2 separate regions of the Mus musculus genome follow, and region 1 is linked to region 2. The links are chromatin loops, found by intact Hi-C in ENCODE. Cell type or tissue: heart. All regions are shown on one strand. Each heading gives the region's core, and the rest is flanking DNA. Links, peaks and the distances in the headings are about the cores only. Region 1 holds the start of Gm44570 (a long non-coding RNA gene). Region 2 has its middle 13 kb from the start of Gm42400.

Region 1 (10,112 bases), core at 1,298-9,297, 130 kb after region 2:
AAAAAAAATCAGTACACGCCCCCCCCCCATGGAGAGGCAGAGACAGAGCTGACTTCCTGTGTGTTTCTGTGTGTGTGGTGTATGCGCGTGCATGTGGGTGCGTGCACCTTACATGTACGTAGAGAGCCACAGCTTCTTGCTGAATCTGAAGCTCGCCATTTGTCTGGTCTGACTCTGCATCCAGTTTCTGTAGTCTGTCTGCCTCCACCGCTCAGAGCCAAGGTTCAGGCACGTGTGGCCCTGCCCAGCTTTTACATGGGCGCTGTGGACTTGAACTCTGACCCCTCACTTTGACAACAACCATTCTTATCCAGTGACCCCTCTTTCACCTCCTTTTTGTTGTTTTATGTTGTTTTGTTTGAGACAGGGTCTCCCAGGAACCTCGACTGTCACTCACAGAGATCCGCCCGCCTCTGCCTCTCCAGTGCTAGGATTAAAGGTGTGCACCACGGTGCCTGGCTCTGCTTTGTTTCGTTTGTTATGCTTTGGTTTGGTTTTTGTTTTGAGACATGGTCTCTCACTTGACCTTGAGCTCACCCCTCATCTACCCTGGCCAGCCATCAAAGCCAAGAGCTCCTCCCGCTTCTGCCTCCCAGCAGGAATCACAGGCATGCACGGCTGCCCCTGGAGTTTTACATCAGTGCTCTAAGTCCAACTCAGGTCCTCGTGCCCCTTACAGACTGAGCTGTCGCATTGCCTGTCAGTAGAACTTCCCAGGGGTTTGTCCTGTCCAGCTCTGATCCGTCGGCTTAGGTCACATTCAGTGCTGTGACTATCCGGTTAAAATAAGGGAATGAAAGTGTGTGTGTGTGTGTGTGTGTGTGTGTGTGTGTGTGTGTGTGTGTGTGTGTGTGTGTAAGGGGAATGAATGACAACCAAGGGAAGCCTGGTTGCTTTTCTTTGAAAGGCCTTCTTCACTGAGCACTGAGGTCAAAGTTGAGACAGGATACAGTGTGAGCTCTTAAGAACAACTCTTCCCAGTTCCTCTTCTAAGGCAACTTTTAAATAAAAGGAGTGGGCAAAGTGACATGTTCACACTGGAGAGACCCCGGTCCCTCCTGGCAGTCTGTGCGAACACCCAACATGAGAGAGCTGACTGGTAGAGGAGAGTTTGAACTTCCCTCTGGTGGGCCAAGGGGATGGCCAGCTTCCCAAGCCTCATCAGATGGAAGTGCCAAGGTGTGATGGACACCACTCCTAATCTCTGTCATTGCCCGTCACCCCTCCAGTGCTGCCAATGTGAAGAAGTGGGAGATGGAGCTGCAGACCCTGCGGGAGAGCAACGCCCGGCTGACCACGGCACTGCAGGAGTCGGCGGCCAGCGTGGAGCAGTGGAAGCGGCAGTTCTCCATCTGCAGGGACGAGAATGACAGGCTCCGCAGCAAGGTGGGCCTCGGCAGCCAGCGGGACAGAGGGCCTGGCCGACTGGAGCAGGCAGAGGAGATGGGCCGCCGGAAGCTCTTGTCCCCTCTCTGCCTTCACCCCACAGGCAGGAGAGAGACATTTTTATCTCCCCCTTCAATGCCCCATCATCCTGCCTTTCTTGGTAGGACTTCAATCATGGAAATTATTGACTTTTATTTCCTGTTGCTAAGGAAAAGATAAGTGAGCCAGAAATCCTATCAAGGGTCCCCCCCATCCCCCCGCTAGGCTGGCCTCCTGCTGAAGGTGGGCTTCCCACGGCATCTCTGTGGCTTGGGCTCTCCAGGATAAGGAAGGGAACCTGAGGACAAATGAGAAATTGGTCCAGGAAACTCTGAGTATGTTTCCACAGAGACCCTGCTCCCATCCAATCATTATTTCTAAAAATGTAAATTTGGAAGGCAAAGGAGTAATATGTTTGGAGGGGAGAAAGGTGGGTGCCAGCTGCTGAGTAACACTCTCCATTGTGTGACACTCTCCGTTGTCCTGCTCTGATGACTGAGGGTTTAGGTTTTATTCAGATTTTCCCTGTAGCCAGCTCTAACGTCTCTCTCATCTGTTGTTCTGCAAAGCATCGAGATGGTACTATGAGATGCTCAAGGGTGCCCGTGGAGACGTCCTCAGGTTTCTGTTTAGACCATGATGCATGAGCCCATTAACCCCTGAGTGTGAGCACACAGGGCTTCAGAGAATGCTCCATAAGTGCAGGATTTCGGGGGACATGTTTCTTGACCCACGTATATCCCTTGCCCTGACTGGCCCAGGCAGAGCCACTGTGGTGTGGCCCCACGTCACCACCTTCCTCCGGCACTGACTGCCCACAGAGCTGCCTCTTGTCATTTTTATTTTCCATCCCTATGATGAGTGTGCTGACAGCCAGGGCATCAGGTCAGCTGCTGACTCTGCATGTTCTTGTCTGAGCTCTGGCTGATCCTGCCTGCCGGAGGGATCGATTGCTTCTCCTTTTCCAGCAAAGGATGGAATCTCTCCCTCTGGTCTGAGTGTGTTAGCCAAAGGCAATGCTGAGGTGTGGGCTAGCATTGCCCAGAGCGGGCTCCTCAGGAGGGCGTGGGCCTCCCTCAGAGGAGCTCTTCAGGAACTTGATTCCCAGGCTGGAGGTAGAAGCTGGACTCGGTGTCAGCTGGGACAGATGGTTTAGGTCCTGGGGTTGGTGCAGCTACAGAGAAAGGCCTCATGTCAAAGACTGGCATCGTCTGAGTGTGGCAGTGCGGAGTGTCTGCTTTTGGATGGGATATTGGCTCCACTCCCGCCCTCCACTCTGCACACACATTTTGGTTTCCAAGTAAGCAGTTGATGATGATGTCAGGATACAAAGGCTCTGTTCTATTACTCTGCTTGGTCATCCTTTCTGCGGGCTCAGACCCAGGAAAAGATGCAGTCCTGGAGTTTGCCCATCACTCCACTCACACTGCTCCCCAGCCAGGACCCTTCCATGTGGGGATCAGTTGCTCTTCAGTGACTGAGATATTTTTGGTTTCTCTTTGGTAGTTCCTGTACAGTGAGGCTGCTAAATTCCCTAGTTGGCTCTCTTAAACCCTTGAGATGAAACCAAGTAATTCAGGACATGTCTAAAATGATATAGAAGCCATTCTTGGGAAGAACAGATCAATTCAGGGGACATCTGACCTGTGATGACCCTTAAAGCAAACCCGAATCTACTTGCATGTGGTCCTAAGAGAGATTCGGAAGCCCGGCACATAGGCTGGGTAGGCTGGGCTTCATGACTTACCGGCCCTCTTGGGATTAAGTAAGGACTCTCGAATCTCGGGCAGGCAGGGGCAAACAGGAACTGCATGATGTCTATAGAGTGCTGAATGTTATGGCTTACTTGAAAAGAAATTATAAATGTCATCATGGCAAGCTGGAGCTCAATGGCTAAAGTAGCACTGTGGCCTAACTGTCCCATTCTTAAAGATCGAGGAGCTGGAAGAACAGTGCAGCGAGATAAACAGGGAGAAGGAGAAGAACACACAGCTGAAGAGGAGGATCGAGGAGCTGGAGTCAGAGGTCCGAGACAAGGAGATGGTGAGTAATGAGGTCTGAGCAGGGCCCCGGGTGTCCCTGGCCTAGCATGGCGACCTCTGTGATCTCTGCTCAAAGCAGGACAGGCGACCTAGGACTCTGGCAACTGCCTGGACTTCAGAATGGAGAATCAGGGCTTGCACCACAGTTCAGCTTTCCCAGAGCCCCACAGGCTGCTTGCAGCCTTCTTTTTACAGCATCGAGAGTGAACCCAGGGTGGTGATGGAGCTCAGTAGGTAGAGTGCTTGCCTAGTATTCATAAAGCCCCAGGGTTTGATCCCTGGGACAGTGTGAATCACCATGGTGGCCCATACCTATAATCTCAGAGCTCGTAGAAGCAGGAGGATCAGGAGATCAAAGGCCATCTTCATTAAGGCCAGCCTGGGATACAGGAGGTGCTATCTGGGAAAAAGAAAAGAAAAGATTTCCCAAAAGCCCCAGCCGGTCTCACAGATGACCGGCCTGCAGAAGATGAGTTCTGCTGTCAGGCTCATGCAACTAGACTTTCTGTTCTCAGTCATTTATATTCTGGGAGACAGGAAGTGAAGCGCACAGCACTGAGACATGGGCAAGTCAACAAAACCTCCCCAGGCCTCAGTTTTTACCATGACAAAGCAGCAATTGTAAAACTATGGGCCATTTTACAGTGCGTACAAATTTCATGTGGTGACGTATCATATATTGCATTCACCCGTAGAGTCATACGGTGTGTCAGAATAGCATCCCTCCATTGTTATTCAAGTGAGCAAGACAGGTTCCCAGAGCAGCACCCACTAGTGCATACACAAGTCGGCAATTTTCAAGAGTATGCTTTAAAATCTCTCTCTCTCTCTCTCTCTCCCCCCATCCCTCTCCCCGCTCTCTCTGTGTGTCTTAGGAGTTGAAAGATCTCCGAAAACAGAGTGAAATCATACCTCAGCTCATGTCCGAGTGTGAATATGTCTCTGAGAAGTTAGAGGTAAGGGTGTGCAGTGGTCCTGAGGTCCTGAGGCCTGGCCCGAACTCCTCCATTCCCTCTCGTGTTCACACATGGTCAAGGGTGGGTTTCTGCTTATGAACTGCTAGTAATGGCAGAGCACCGGGGGGTGAAGGGGGGTGCTGCCTCACCAACTTACACAAAGGTTCTGTGCACAGCCAGAGTGTGGGTGATAGTTTCTTACTCACAGGAAACCCCTGCAGAACCACAGCCAGTGAGGAGGGGCACGGAGTCGCCCTGGTGTCCAGACAGGGTCAGGTATAAGCCCACCTTGGCCTCTTCCAGCTCTTGCTAGAGTGCTGACTGTAGATCGGCCTTCCTCGTTACCATCTATAAAGCGAGGGGTTTTCTTCTCCTCCTCCAATGGATTCCTCACTCCAGTCCTCTTGACCTACACAAGGGACACTTTACTGAATTTCACAACCCCGGGACTGCATTGATAACCAGTTTCTGGGCCTATGTTCAAGAAAGTCCTAGTTCTAGCACCACAGAATAAAGCTTTTTCATGGCATTAAGAGTCCTCTCTCACAAAGGACAAGAGGTCATCTAGAAGTTAGGAAAGCAAGCCATGCTCACTGTCTGTCTGTCCTGGCTTTGGTAGGATATAAACGAAAGGACGGGGCCTCCGATTTCTGGTTCTCTTTTGGAACTTCTGTGAAGCCCCCTTGTGCAGGACTCTGCATTCTGCATTTCTGGGGTGCTCAGACCTTCTAATCCTTCTCTAGGGAAAGTACCAGGTGGCCCCCTTTCTGACTTGAGTGGTGAGCGTTTGTCAGGGTTCAGCCGTTTTCATGATGGTTCCATCCGTCACTGCCTTCTAGATCCTTCTCCCTTTTGTCTCATCAGGCGGCCGAAAGAGACAATCAAAACTTGGAAGACAAAGTGCGGTCTCTAAAGACAGACATCGAGGAGAGTAAATACCGACAGCGCCACCTGAAGGGGGAGCTGAAGAGCTTCCTTGAGGTGCTGGATGGAAAGATCGACGACCTCCATGACTTCCGTAGAGGACTCTCCAAGTTAGGCACAGATAACTAGGGCGGGGCGGAGCAAGTGTGTGTGAGAGGTGTGGTAGACGTAGGACATTCTCCATTTGCTTCTGTAAATGCAGGTGCGATCTGTCTGTCTCCAGACCAATTGTGCCGTCCGCTCACTCCTCCAGAATAGGAAATCTCTCGCTTCTCTGGCTTTGTGAGGTCATGGACAGCTGGAAGCTTCTGACTCAGGAATCCAGAACTTGGTCTACCTTAGCCGTTTACGCAGTCAGGGCAGGGATGTTTAGATCTTCCCTTAAGGGCTGTTGTAACCCTATGAACCGGGGATGGGGGAGTATTTTCTAATCCAAGTACCATTATCCTTTACAGCAGGCCCTCGGGTGCCTTCTGCTGCGTGGCATTCAGTGTATGTGACTCTCCAGCAGGTTCTAGACCACGGGCATGTGGAGGGAGCATCTTTTCCCAGTATGCATTTTGTTGCTTTAGCAGATGTGACATGACATTGTCAACCACAAAGTTCACACTCAAAAACTGCACAACTGACTTACTCAAAAAGAAATAATTGTAAAAAAAAAAAAAAAGTTTTAAGTAAATACACTATTTTGGGTTGGAGCACATTCACGGTTACCCTTGGCTGCCTGTGACCTTTGGGCTGTAGGTCAGACATACCTACTTGAAAGGAAACATTTAGTGGAGACCTCTCTAGAGGGAAGATAAACCAGAAGTTTTGGGGTGTGCGTACTGACAGGGAATGACTAGTTCCTGCTAAGACCCATCCTCCCCTGATTTATTGTGATTGCAGCAATGTTCTTGTTTGTTTGTTTGTTTTTTGTTTTGTTTGTTTTTGTTTCTGATTTCAGAGCAGATGCTTAAGCTGTGGGAACAGAATGCAGGGAGGGTGTCTAGCGGAGTCTGGGCACTTAATAGGTGCTTAATAAACATTCGTTCAATTAAACATATAAGCAGAACTTAGTGTTTTAATCAAACCACACAGCAGAGTTCAGACCCTTGTTGAATAACACATCATCTTTGTTGTGCTGAAATAATTCTCAGAAATGAATGCAGTTTGCTGTTCTCAAACCTAGACTTGGCTCTGAGGCACAGACTGTGGCAATGTAATCATCATAGACTACTCTGAGGCCCTCCTGCAGGGACCCCAGCCACGATCCTGGAGGACATTGCCTGTGGGACCTTCCTTCTCTTCCAGGCAGAGGGCCTGGAGTTGGAGACTTTCTGGATACCAGGAGAGCATTGTATAGGAGCTAGCCTGGGCTTAGAAGACAGGCTGGGCTTCCTGTAATAGGTTTGAACAATACAAAGCCATCCTTCACGCCATGAGGATGAGAGCCCCTCAGGTGGCAGCTTAGCCTTAGAGACAGAGATGCTCCTCCCAGGTCTGCCTTCCCTTTCCCAGTTCCTGCTAAGGAAGGGCCTGCAGCCAAAAAGCTCTCTGCTCACAGAGAACTTCTTAAAGGAACCATTGGACTTTCAGGTCCACAGGCATTCCTCTTTAGGAGAGTTTGCACACAGGAGGCAAGGTTTGTTAACCCTGACCCCCAACACTTCAGAATGCCTTGAGCAAGGGAAACGTTGGTTCCCTACCCATCTGAGAACCCTCTAGATGTATCCACATGGGATCAGAAATTCTTCCTCTTGAATGAGAAAACAGCCTGAGGACAGGGCTAGGGTCGGCACGTTTAAGACCCAGGCCCTGTGGCGACTTCCAAGTCCTCATCTTTCCTTGCAGTGGCTGATGAGTCACTCTGAGCAAGGAATTCGATCGGGACAAAAAAAAAGGAAGGAAGGCTGGTGATGTGGAAGGCTGAGTTCTGTTAGGGGGTGACCCCATCAATTTGGGATGCTTTATACAACAGAGTGGTCACCTCTGATGTAATTCAGCCAGGGTGCTGCCGTTCCCCACAGCTCCCAATAGTTCTCAAGTCAGTAGCAGCTGCTACTGGTGCACCAAGAGAACATAGACTGGGTTAGCTATGGCCCAGCATGGGCTAAGGGGAATTCTTCTTAGGCCACCCCAGCCCCTTTGCCTACCAACAGCCTGGACACATGGCTCCCAAGAGCAGTGGACACTGGGGCTGTCAGCTCAGGCTTCAGATGAGCTTCCATTATCAGGTAGAAGGAGCGCTCTCGGCTGGCTGGAGTATGATCTGGTGACATGACCATATGAGGACACTTGCTAAGGCTACTGAACTGGAAGTGTAGAAAGTTCTAGAAGTTATGAGCCCAGTGGGCTGGCTGTAAGGTTGAGACCCATGACCCCTGTTGTTAGCACTGGGGGCGTGGGGGGGTTAGCAAGTTTCTAATAGCCAGTAGGTGGGGGAAATAGTTTTTGTACTCTTGGATTCAAGCAGCCCCCAAACTGTCACAACCCATGATCCTAAGACACTAGGACGCCCCTGAAGAGTGATTTAGGCTCCACAGCTAAAGCCCCAAGCAAGCACGGAACCTCCCTTTCATCTGCTTCCTCTAAAGACATCATGATTCTTCATTTTCTTTCTTTTTAAGAACAGTCATGGCCCAGGAATGGCCTGGAAGGTCAACAGTAGGCTAGCCCTGTCTGTAGCCTCTGGCACTGTAAAAGGCAGACTCTGTACGGCGCAAACGACCCACTAAAATTGTTCCGTATCCACTCACACTAGTGGGACATACCTCCATTTTTTCTGATGTCCAGCCCAGTCTTAGGACTGTTGTCGTGGCCTCAAATCCCATACAGATGGTGTGAGCTGTTTTCCCCCAGCAATTACGGCCACAGAGTGCTGCCTGCAGAGCCTGGAGTCAGATGAGCTCTGGCCTTGGCATCTCTGAGACTAGCAGTCTGCACCTTGCTTAGCTTGCATTCTGCAGCCATCCACATGGAACCTAAAAGAGGCCAAGAAAACCTCAGAGCCCTTTAGCCGTGATCCGCATGCATTTCTGACATGAGCTGGGGTAGGGTGGTGCCTAGGAATGAGAGACCGCTGGAAGGAAGGATTGGGAGAGAAGAAACAGCCCGTGCTTGACCTCTGATCATCTCCTTCCATTGCTTCTCCCCAAGAGCTGTCACTTTAGACCTTAATTGGGTGAGAGAACTTGGCAGAGATTATCAACAGGAAGTGGAGGCAGAGTAGCCCAGAGTAACCCAGCTGTGGCCAGCAGCGTGGGCTCTTGGGTCTCCTGGACCTTGATCCGCTGCTCTCCTATGAGCCATATTGTCACTCTCCCTTTGGTGTCCCTTAGGTGCCAAGAAGAAATAAATACTCCTCTGCCCTACTAAAAGCATGTTGCAACTATATTAATTGGAGTGTGTGTCCACAGCAAGGAATAGCCGACAGGGACACGGCAGAACTGTCCACCATACACAGTAAAGTCTGTTTCCTTTGAATGATTCTGCTCTGTAGGGATCTCTTCAATGATCTCTGTGCTTGGTGAGGCCAGTTTGGTGGAACACTGTCTGGCTTTGAATTCTTTGCTGATGACTTTAATGAAGGTCCACTCACGTTTTTAAAGAGGGGAGGAGGCCTTTGATGGCAGAGACATAAACAGGAACAGAACAGACGAGCCACAGTTGGGGAGGTGCAGACTCATCCAGTGCCTAGAGCAGTTTGCATGCATGCCTGGCTGTCCACAGAGGGAACTAGCTGCTCTCCAGCCTGCTTGCTCCACAGACATAGCCTTAAGCAGCATGATGGCAGGTGCAGGTACTGCATTTGATATGAGTGTGAGAGAGCTCACATGCAGCCCAAAAGCATCACAAGCAAGCCCGTTTGACAGGGGCTCTTTCTATAGCCAAGACCCCTGCAGACACCAGTGGCGACTGTGAATGAGACCCAACTTAGACCTCACGTGCAGCCAGGTGCGTGCTTGGAAACTGGGCGGTCTGGGAGGAGCTCAAGCGATGCTGCCCTTCAGGGAGCACCAGCCACTGCTCTTTACTGGTAACTGAAGTGGGTCACTAGAAGTTACACTCACTCAATTCTTGGGAACATCACTGGATTTTGAAGCACTTGCAACATAAGGCAGAAGCTTTCAATTCAATGTCCATACATATCTTGAATGATAGCCATGACCTAAATAGACCGTGACTTCTGAATACATGGCTTCCCTCAAAGAAACAGACTGTATTCTGGGGACAGTGGGTGTGACGGCATGGAGGTGGGTCCCTACATAGAAGTGTGAGCTATTTACATGTCTTTTTCTTACAACTTTCTAAAGAATATAAATCCCTCTTTAAAAACAAGCCTGGCAAGAAGGTGACTTTGGTAGGAATTTTGAGCTGTATGAAATGTTCGTGTGTGTGTGTGTGTGTGTGTGTGTGTGTGTGTGCACATGTGCATGGGCACTGGAGGGGAGGAAGCATCAGGAAAAACCAGAGAAACAATTAGGAGGAATTCAATTATAACTTCATAACCAGGAGTCATTGAATATTTCTGGTGGTGATAGTGAATGTTCTGGAATCTGCTTACAGGACTTTGTGGGGCTTTGGGTTTGTGTGAACTTGTACAGTTCTCTTTGACAGTGTAGCACTTGCTGTGGAGTGGCCTCTGAGTCACAGGGACCCCTGCAGAGGCCCACGTGGACCACAGCGGAGTCCAGGCTTGCCTGCTCTATCAGAAAGGCAGCAGGACTGATACCTCGCAGATGTTAGGGACACGTTGATGCCTCTCTGTCCTGTACCAGTTTTG
Region 2 (10,112 bases), core at 896-8,895:
GGAGCGCTGAGAGTTGGCGGGTTCTTTTTTTAATAGTTCCCACAACAGTTCATAGGCATCATAACAAGGAGAACTAGTGTTTGCTTCTTTCCTTTGGAAGCTTGCATGGTGCCTTCTGTTGACATGAAAGCTAGTTCTCAGAGAGGAGGTTTTCAGTTCAGATCCAGTTCAGGTCCTCTGCGTCCTGTGTCCAGAGTGCATGGTGTTATCAGCAGTAGGGACTCTTCCATCTCTGGGGTTGGAGGGAATGAAGGGCAGCAGCAGCAGCACCTTAGAATGTCTTGAGAGTGGCTTTGAAAACACTTGACCATCAATCCAAAAGACAGATTTTCATGCTTGGTATTGGGATTTTTGTTTGATTGTCTATGGGTCTTGTGGGGAACATTGTCATTCCAGATGGAAGTTTTTCATTGAACTATATATGTATACACAGATTCACATATAATATAGGTTTTTAGGTAGATACATAACAGTGTAATTCCTTATGAATTTTTCGGACATCCTTATTGTTATTCTATCCTTCCTTCAATACTTCCCTCTCCTCTCTGTAAGTACCCACCTCCATTTCCCCATTCCTCACTACAGAGCACTTGCCCCCTGCTATTACCTTCTCTGTTGTTCTATCCACCCCTACAATGGCCTCTTTTCACTTTCCTGGTTTCTGCTATTACTCAAGATTATGTACTCACACCTGAAGATTTGGAGCTAGGAATCTCAGATGAGAGAGAACATGAGATACTTGTCTTCCTGGGTCTGGGTCACCTCACTCGATATGATCTTTCCTAGTTCCATCTATCTACATGAGGATTTCATGATTTTATATGTGCCACATTTTCATTATCCATTCATCAGTTGAAGGACACATAGGCTGTTTCCATTTCTTATCTATTATGAATAGAGCAGCAATGAACATGACAGAGCCAGTATCTGTGGAATAGGACCAACGTTCTTCATTCCTTAGGCATGTCTTGAGGGTGTACCTTGCACGACATCATGAAATTTTAATATCAACCATTTGACACAGAAACACTTCAGAAAGCATGTAGCGTGCAGCCTTCTTTAATTTACTTTGATGATACAGATTAATCTAGAAGTCAGGCGACTGAACAGCCCTCAAACTAGGAAATTCATTGCTGTATGAATATTTATGCTCCTTTCTAAAAGGTAAGTATCCCAAATTATTATTTATACACCTCTTGTCACCAATGCATGTCTCTACACATAAAATAAGTGAAGTGGGGAATTGGAAGACTGTTTTAAATTGTAGCTGTGCAGACATAGCAATCCTACTCCTCCACCCTCACGTCAATAATTTATGTGTCTGTTATATCAGCTTTAATTACTACTCTAGGGAAAATTAATTAAAACTATCCAGCAGAAAATAGTTTTCATTAGCTTTGGGAGTATTGATTTGATGGTTATTAAAATTTCATCAAAATTTAGTGCAGTGGTTTGAATGAGAATGCCTATATAGGCTCATGTTAAAATACTTGGTCCCTCATTGGTGGACTATTTGGGAAGGATTCGGAGGTGTGGCCTTCTTGCAGGAAGTGTGTCGCTGAGGATAGGCTTTGAACTTTCACAATCCCATATCATTCCCAGCGTGCCCTCTCTGCCTGCTGTTTACAGTTCAAGACATGAGCTCTCAGCTGTTCATGCCTTCATACCTTTGCCCCACCACCATGGACTCTGACCCTCTGGTACCATGAGCCCAATTAAACACTTTTGTAAGTTGCCTTGGTCATGGTGTTTTGTCAGAGCAATAATAAAGTAACTAAGACAAGTAGGTTAAGAAACAATATATCCAATTTGTCAGTGTATTTGGAATAAAAGATATGGCAAGTGAAAAACAATATCTAAAAACAATATTTAAACAACTGACAGTCTTTTTTCCCCCTTCCCCCTCTCACTCTCCCTTGCTCTGCCCCCTTGCTTCAGCCCACTCGCTCTGGCTCATAGGTTCTTTTTTTTTTTGTTTCTCATTACAGATGGTTGTGAGCCACCCTGTGGTTGCTGGGATTTGAACTCATGACCTCCAGAAGAACAATCAGTGCTCTTAACTGTTGAGCCATCTCACCAGCCTCAACAATTGATAATCTTTTAATAATTTACAATAATACTTTTCATAATCAAACATATTTAACACAAGACAAATGTCTTAGTTAATGGCATTAAATACTTTTATTTTTATTTATATGTATCTGAGTGTATGTACCCATGCACATGGATATCCATGGAGGCCAGAAGAGTTTGCTGGCTTCCCTTGCAGCTGGGGCTGAAGGTGGTGGGGAGCCATCTGACAAGAGTACTGAGAGCCAAGCTTAAGTCTTCTTCAAGAGCAGAAGTTATCTCTCTAGCCCTATCATTAAATACTTGAAGTAAAACTTTAGTTAGTTATGTCTGTTGGTGAGTATTAATTGGAAAAAAATGAAGTAATGGAAATTACACTACAACTAGTTTTCCTTTGGTGTCAGGAGAGACAATGTCAACTCAATGCTGTCATTTTTTAAAGAGCAGTAATAAGAATACTTCCAATTGAGGCTAGATAAGGCAGCCCAGTTAGGGAAAAGGGATCCAATGGCAGGTAACAGAGTCAGAGACAGCCCCTGCTCCAGTTCTTAGGAGCTCCACATGAAGACCTAGCTGTACATCTGTCGTATATGTGTACAGGCTCTATGTCCTTCCCATGATGGGGGGAGGGGAGGGGAGATGGAGGGAGTGGGAGGAGAGGAAGAGAAGAAGTCATGATCAGGATGCAAAGTAAATTAATTAATTAATGAAAAAAAGAATATTTCCTAGAGAGAATGAGAATATGATTAGCTGCCATGTCAGGAAAAATGTAGTTAAGACAGTCTACCATTCTACTTGTAATCTCAGTACAGTGTTAGGGGTGGTGGCTGAGGCAGGGGATTGCCATAAGTTCTAGAACAGCTTGGCAATAAAGTGAGTTAGAGGCCAGCCTTGGCTGCAGAACAAGACCCTCTCTGAAAACAAAACCGTTTTTAACCTGCTATAATGATTTGCCTAATTTTTATTGTAAGATTGGTCTTATTTACACTTGATAAGCAGCAGATACTCGATTTTTCTAGTTTTTTTTCTTTTGCAGGAATAAAAATTCAGGAACATGGATGTATCTTCACATTGTTATTACATGGTTTCTTGCTATTTTTAGTAACATTAATGAAGCTTAAAAATAAAGGAAACCTGGGAGACATGGGAACCCAGGATAATCTCTGCAAGGCAAGGCGGGAGTGGGCATTTAGTTCTACTTGTATTTCCTTCTTACATTGTTTGCAGCTTAGCTATCTTTGAAGAGCAAAGGAGGTGCGTGTGATGTCATAGTGTTAGCCTGGTAACAAACGTCAAGTTGCCAAACTTACCAGAAGACATCCTCAGGAAGTATTCAGATACCTAAGGACTATGAAGAAGACATTCCAAATATCCATGCAGTGTATATATTGTTATAACAAAGTCTTACAGCTAAAACCAAAGCTTTAAAGCTGATAGACATTCCAAGATGCTTTCAATTATATTTTATCTACCTCAGAAGTGTTCTTAAGCCAAAGATAGGAGATATTCAGAAAGTCTAGAATATTTTTGTAGTTTTTCTTTCTACATAACATTTCCATTAGGAACAATCTAATTCCAGTCCTGGTTATTTTTAATATAATAATATAAATCAACAGTCTTAAATATTTTTAATATTTTAAATATTTTTAAATATCAGTTTCACCCTAGAAACATATACAATAAAGGCATATCTCAGAATATATGCCTCAAATTTATATAACTGGATCTAACCAGTTAGCTTTTCTATTTAGTTTTCTAAAATAATAAATAATTTGAAACTTATAAAAACTAGAATAATTATGATATCTGTCTTAGTTTGGGTTTCTGTTGCTATGATAAACACCATGACCAAAGCAACTTGGTGAGGAAAGGGTTTCTTTCAGTTTACAGTTATAATCCGTCATCCAGGGAAGTCTGGGCTGGAAGCTGGAGGCAGGAACTGAAGCTAAGGCCATGAGAAGTGCCTCGTCATGGCTTGCTCTCAGCTTGCTTTCTTATACCATTAGTCCTATCTGCCTAGGAATGGCACCACCCATAGTAGGTAGGGCCCTTCAACATCAGTCATTAGTCAAGAAAATGGAAGCATTTTCTCAATTATGCTTCCCTCTTCCCAGATGTGTCTAAATCTGTATGGGAGTTGACAAAACCCAGCTAGTATAGTAGCATATAGGAAATCCTAATTTATAAAAGAAATTTATACAGTGTCATTATCTATATTATGCTACTACTATAAGTGAATGAACTCATACATTCACTCCAAAGTACCAATATTGAGATTTATGAAACATATATGTTGAGAAGACAAAAAATCCACAAGTACTAGAAAATGTCGGCAATATAACTTTTTTCTTAAATGACTAAAAATTCCTTTTATATTATATGATGAATTTTATTGGATCAAGAAGCTTTCAAATTTGCGATTCCATCTTATACCTGACAGAATAGCAACGATCAATAATACAAATTAACAGGTTATGTTGGTGAGGATGTGGAGCAAGGGGAACACCCCTCCATTGCTGGTGGGAGTGCAAACTTTATTAGCCATTATGGGAATCAATATAACAGTTTCTCAGAAAGTTGGGAATCCATCCACCCCAAGACCCAGCTATACCAACCACTCCTGGACATATACCCAAAGGATACCATGCCCTAAGGACACTTGTTCAACTATGTTCATAGCAGCCTTATTCATAATAGCCAGAAACTGGAAGCAACCCACATGTCCCTCAACTGAAGAATGGATAAAGAAAACGGGGTGCATTTACACAGTGGAGTACTATTTAGCTATTAGAAAACTTACGTTGTGAACTTTTCGGGCAAATGGATGGAACTAGAAAAAGTCATCCTGAGGGAGACTACCCAGACCCAGAAAGACCAACACGGGCTCTGCTCACTTATAAGTGGATATTAGCTGCTAAGTGAAGGAGAATCATGCTGCAGCCCACAGATCCAGAGGCTAAGTAACAAGAAGGGCTCTAAGGGGACACATGCATCTCACGCGACACAGAGATAGACTTTTTCCAGTGGCACGGGGGGGGGGGGGGGGAGGAACAGCAGATACCCGATTGGGAAGGGAGGGATGGAGAGAGAGAGCTGGGAGAGAAGCCTGGAATGGGGAGGCACTTAGAGGGTCATGTGGAAACCTAGTGCAGAGGAAACTCCCTGGAACCTCTGAGGGTGACCCTAGTGAGGCCTTACAGTAATGGAGAACATGGAGCCTGAAGCGGTCATCTTCTGTAACCAGGCAAGGATTCCAGTGGTGGGACTGGGACATACCACTTCAACCCATACAAAACCTTCAACCCAAAACCTGTCTTGCCTGCAAGTTGTGCTAAGGCATTGGTGACTCAGAGCTTGTGGGAGTGGCCAACCAATGACTGGCCTAACCAGGCCCAAACCAGGAGAGGGAGCCCACGCCTGACACATTCTCTTGACATTGTTATATGTGTTAGTGATTGAAATAGTCAATCGCTGTTCCACTCAACTGGAGGACTGAGTTTAAACCCCGCAGGCCAAATAAAATTGCTTCTAGTTGTAAAGAGAAGGCTGGCTTTTGTTATTGTCTTTAAAAACCCTGAAGTTTGTATGTCTGACGTGTGTACTATAAAAAATAGCACTAGATTTTTTGCAGAGTCTCATATTTGTGACAGAGTATGCTACCAAATGTTTCTGGTTAAAGCTTTTAGATTCTGTTTAAGAGCCCCAGAAACCATTTTGACTCATATTGCAGGCTAGACAAGTATGTCTTTATCAACATTTCGTCACTTAGTGCTGCTGTAACTTTTAGACAGCAGTAAGCTCTAGGTGGCGTCAGCATGTTCACTATCAGGTTTAATCAGCCGTGTTTGTTGCAACATATGTCATGATTATGATCGGTACCATAGCATCAATGGATGAGACACCACCTATAACTGGTTGGTTATTTTCTGGCACATAAACAAGAAAGGTAAACATAGTTTTAGCCAGACATTATGGCACATGCCTATAATCCCAAAAGTTGGAGAGTGGAGGCAAGAGGGTCAGAAGTTCCAGTCATCCTTTGCCATCGAGTGAATTTGAGGCCAGCCTGAGCTACATAAGACCCTGTTGCTCCCCCACCCTTCCCAAATCAGAAACACACATGCCAACTAACAAACCAAGACCCCAGGTAAATGATCACCATAGATCAAAGAAAGGTTCAGCATCCTGCCAGCTTCTGGGTAGAGACTGTCTCAGAGCTTCTGGTTTATAGCTACGTCCTTTGACAAGGACAAACAAGGAGTTTGTTGCATTAAAAGACTTAGAAATTCTTCCTCTGACATTAGATGCTTTCTTTCAGAGTTATTTTCATTAACCTAGGCTATCTCAGCCGTATATGAATCAACTTTTGCATTTCTGAATTCATCTAAAGCACTATTACAGATCATGGCTTTGGTGACACACAGCCTTTTCGTTTCTTTCGGAGGGGGATTAGCGGCGGCGTTGGGATCTCACTGCTAGATTCGCTGCCTCACTTCAGTGGATTTTTCCTGAGCTCCAGGAACTCAGGTAATTAAGCGATGACTCTTTCAATAGTGTGATGTTTGTTTGGGGGAATGCATGAATTTTGGCTTTGTGGACATTGGAATTGTGGTTAGCATCTCTACGATGCCAGTTGTTTTCTGATGATCAGACTGAGGCGCAGACTAACTGTGTTTTGCTCGGGTTCTGCACCGGTGGCTCTCCATCTCCCGCTGCTGTCAGACGCATTACAGGCTCGCCCAGCCCTGTAAGTACACCACTTTGGACATCACAACACTCACAGCTACTGAGGCTCTTTGTAGCATTTTCCTCTAATTCAAGAACTGCATCTTTTTCAGGAATATAGACTCCCATTCTGAGCACAGCTTTCTGAAAGATGTCCTTATTGTAACTTGTATAAAGAATTATAAATTCTTTCTACAAATTGTTTTGAAGATTGCTTGAATTCATAATCTGCCTCTGAAAGCAAACCTTCTTATAGCAAGGACTTTCTAATATACTAAATGGATCAATAAATTCCAAGCAAATGGTGCTTGGTAAGGAGTTTTTTTAATCGTCAGATGTAATTATCCAAGCAGGTTGATGTTAACAAAGTGGCACAAAATTACCAGTTAACTTGAAAATAGATTCTCTTTGAAGTCCACGTGGAAAATGGCAGCTTCATTTACCCTGAGGTGCGGCTCATCTGACTGAAGCTCTGATTTTCCTGTAAACACAATTTCAATTTAGGAGCTCTAGCTACCCCTTCGTGGGGCCTCTACGAGGAAACCAAAACCCCACCACCTCTCTGCCAAGTCCGTCTGACTTTAACCAGCCGTTGTCACGCACAGTGAGGGCTCACTCGTTTTCTTGTCTCCATATTTTCAGGACTGTCATCATTTTTGTGTGGGGTAGGAACCAGGTTCATTTTCATTCCTCTTACAAGGCATGCTAAACAGAAAATTCCAGAATGGCTTGTCACATTTCCCTTACATTACCCTGCCTCCTGCCACCAACAAGCAGCCATTTCCTTGCCCAATGGAATTTAAATTACCATATGTTTTGTTTTTAGGTTTTTTTAAAAAGCAAAATTGTAAAATAGAAAATCCTATGAAAATGATCCACCAGGTCATTTCTGGTTGTTAAGAGATATTCTGTTTATCTTTAAAAGACCTCTCTTTGTTTTATTCTGTTTTAGTATTTTTATGAATTTGAAATTTTCATACAATGTATTGTAATCATTCCTACCTCAGCTCCCTCCTGCATGTGTCCCAGATCCACCAGCCAGCGGAGTCCCCACTTTATGTTCATGGGCTCTAACTGGTGCCACCCATACACTCCTGGGGTGGGGCTGTTGACTGGAGTGTGGCCAATCCACAAAAACATTGGATAATCCTCTTTTTTAAACTTAATTTTATTTTATTTTACTTATTATATGTAAGTACACTGTAGCTGTCTTCAGATCTCATTATGGATGGTTGTGAGCCACCATGTGGTTGCTGGGATTTGATCTCAGGACCTCCGGAAGAGCAGTCAGTGCTCTTAACTGCTGAGTCATCTCACCAGCCCCCTGGATAATCCTCTTAAAGGACATTGACTCTCCCTCCTCTAGAAGGCATCAGCTGTCCACAGCTCCTCAGTTGAGATGAGGTCATGAACTTCGTGCTTGGTCATGTTGATTGGCCTGATCTTGCGCAGGTCTTAGGCAGGCTACCATAGAGTTTCAGGAATTCATCTTTGCAATATAATACATAAAATTGAACTCCTTAGCTATTCTTACACGCAGTTCAGTGACATTAAACATTTCACATTGTACAACCATCATTTTCAGAACTTTTTTACTTTCTTCCTGAATTGAAACTCTGTGCCAGTGGAACACTAACTTCCCATCTCCCTTTTTCCCTAACCTTTTACAACCAGAATTCTGTTTTCTCTTCCTATGAATCTGACCATCCTTGGCATCTCTATTAAGTGGACTCATTTTTTAGTTTCCTTTTGGTGACTGTCTTAGTTCATGTCAACATGATTTCTTTAAGAATCATTCACACTGTAGCATGTATCAGCACACCTTTCCTTTTTAAAAGTTAAATAACATTTCATTGTGGGCTTATGCTATGTTTCTATGTTTTACTTAACTTGGGCTGTCTCTGCAGGTTATGTAGACACAGGTAACCATTTGAGTCCTTACTATTAAAGTTTATGGGCTTATACCTAAACTTGGAAATTCTGGGTCAAATGGTAAATTTATTATAGATAAATGAATGAATGAATGAATGAATGTTTTAAAAAACAGGAAAGAAGCTGAGTGGTAGCAGCATGTGCCTTTATTGCCAGCCTTTATTGGGAGGCAGAGGCAGGTGATTCTCTGAGTTCGAGGCCAGCCTGATCTACAGAGGGAGTTCCAGGACAGCCAGGGCTACATAGAGAAACCCTGTTTAAACAAATCTAACCAACCAATCAAACAAACAAAAACAGGAAAGAGAGAGAAGAAAGTTCTCGGGCCTCCATGCCACCCTGGGCCTCACAGCATGGTATCAGAGAACAGCACACAGAATTTGAAGAGGTTGTTCCTCCTGCAAGGACACCTGGTGAGAGAAAGGCACCTTTTGAATGCCTTTTGCTATGTAGAGAAATGTTACTGGTTAATGTTTTGAGGAACTAGTGTAATGTTTTCCCTCGTAGCATTTTCCTTTCCCACCAACAGGATTGGATTTTGTCAACTCAATGCAAAGCTAGACATATCTGAGAATTGGGAATTTTAATTAAGAAAATGCCTTCATAAGTTTGTCCTGTGCATTTTCTAGATTAATGAATGGTGCACTAGGGTCCTTCCTGAGTTGTACAAGAAAGCAGGCTGAGCAAGCCGAGGAGAGCAAGGCAGTAAGCAGCATTCCTTCATGGTCTCTGCTTCATTACTGCCGTTAAGTCGTTTTCTTGAGTACCCACTGTGACTTCTTCAGTGATGGAGTGTCGCCTGAGAGTTATAAGATAAAAATTTTTTCTCCCCAGCTACATTTGGTTGTGGTGTTTTATCATAGCAATAGGAAATTAACAAAAGACAACACAATTACTAGAACTTTAAGCCTTATCTTTTTTTTTTTTTTAAAGTCTTATCTTGACTCGATGCAAAACAGACTAGCTCAGGTCCTGGGCTAGTCCAATTTTCAGATGCTGTAAGTGGCCGAAGACAATGAATCTTATTGTTGGAGCATCTTGTCTTTATTTCGTATATGAGGTTTCCTCCATTGAATGGATATCTTGGATAATTCATCCAAGGAAGATCACTTAACCCAGCTCTACAAAACCTATATCCTTTGCATGCAGATGGGAATATTAGTGGCAGATATCGAGGTCACCTTTCTGGATCAGCACCGCCAGGATGAGAACCCTGGTCAGATTTCACACAGCGCTTCTGGAGAGCTGCCGCTGACCTATTTTGCTTCTGCAGGTATAACGAGGCAGAAGCACACAACAACCATTTAAAGATAACACTAACGGCAAGGAGCTCGTATAACGCATTCAAGGCTACATGCAGTGAAGGGGACATGGATCAGGCTTACGGT

The links. A loop is a pair of places that touch in the nucleus more often than their neighbours do. Peaks named below come from ENCODE experiments on the same cell type or tissue, not always from the same donor. Only the 100,000 strongest peaks of a DNase experiment are listed, where the experiment ranks them.
Region 1: a loop joins it to region 2, with 2.7 times the contacts of the local background. A loop is called at or near these places in 6 of 42 quality-filtered maps.

Annotation. Positions count from the first base shown.
Region 1 is chr7:81,605,617-81,615,728 of GRCm38, reverse strand. It overlaps Homer2 (homer scaffolding protein 2), which reads left to right. Exons shown (of 9, transcript NM_001164086.1): 6 at 1,230-1,386; 7 at 3,358-3,468; 8 at 4,343-4,423; 9 at 5,288-10,112. The coding sequence ends at 5,476. Gm44570 (a long non-coding RNA gene) reads right to left here and starts at 5,603. Exons shown (of 2, transcript XR_001778192.1): 1 at 5,176-5,603; 2 at 2,250-4,832. It overlaps Gm51279 (predicted gene, 51279), which reads left to right and starts at 2,361; the gene lies at 2,361-2,423. In heart, for the core only: a CTCF peak has its summit at 5,379 (motif pointing right); no DNase peak of the experiment used is centred there.
Region 2 is chr7:81,739,697-81,749,808 of GRCm38, reverse strand. It overlaps the pseudogene Gm18806. Among named protein-coding and RNA genes, the nearest start is that of Gm42400, 13 kb to the right of the region's middle. In heart, for the core only: a CTCF peak has its summit at 5,472 (motif pointing right); no DNase peak of the experiment used is centred there.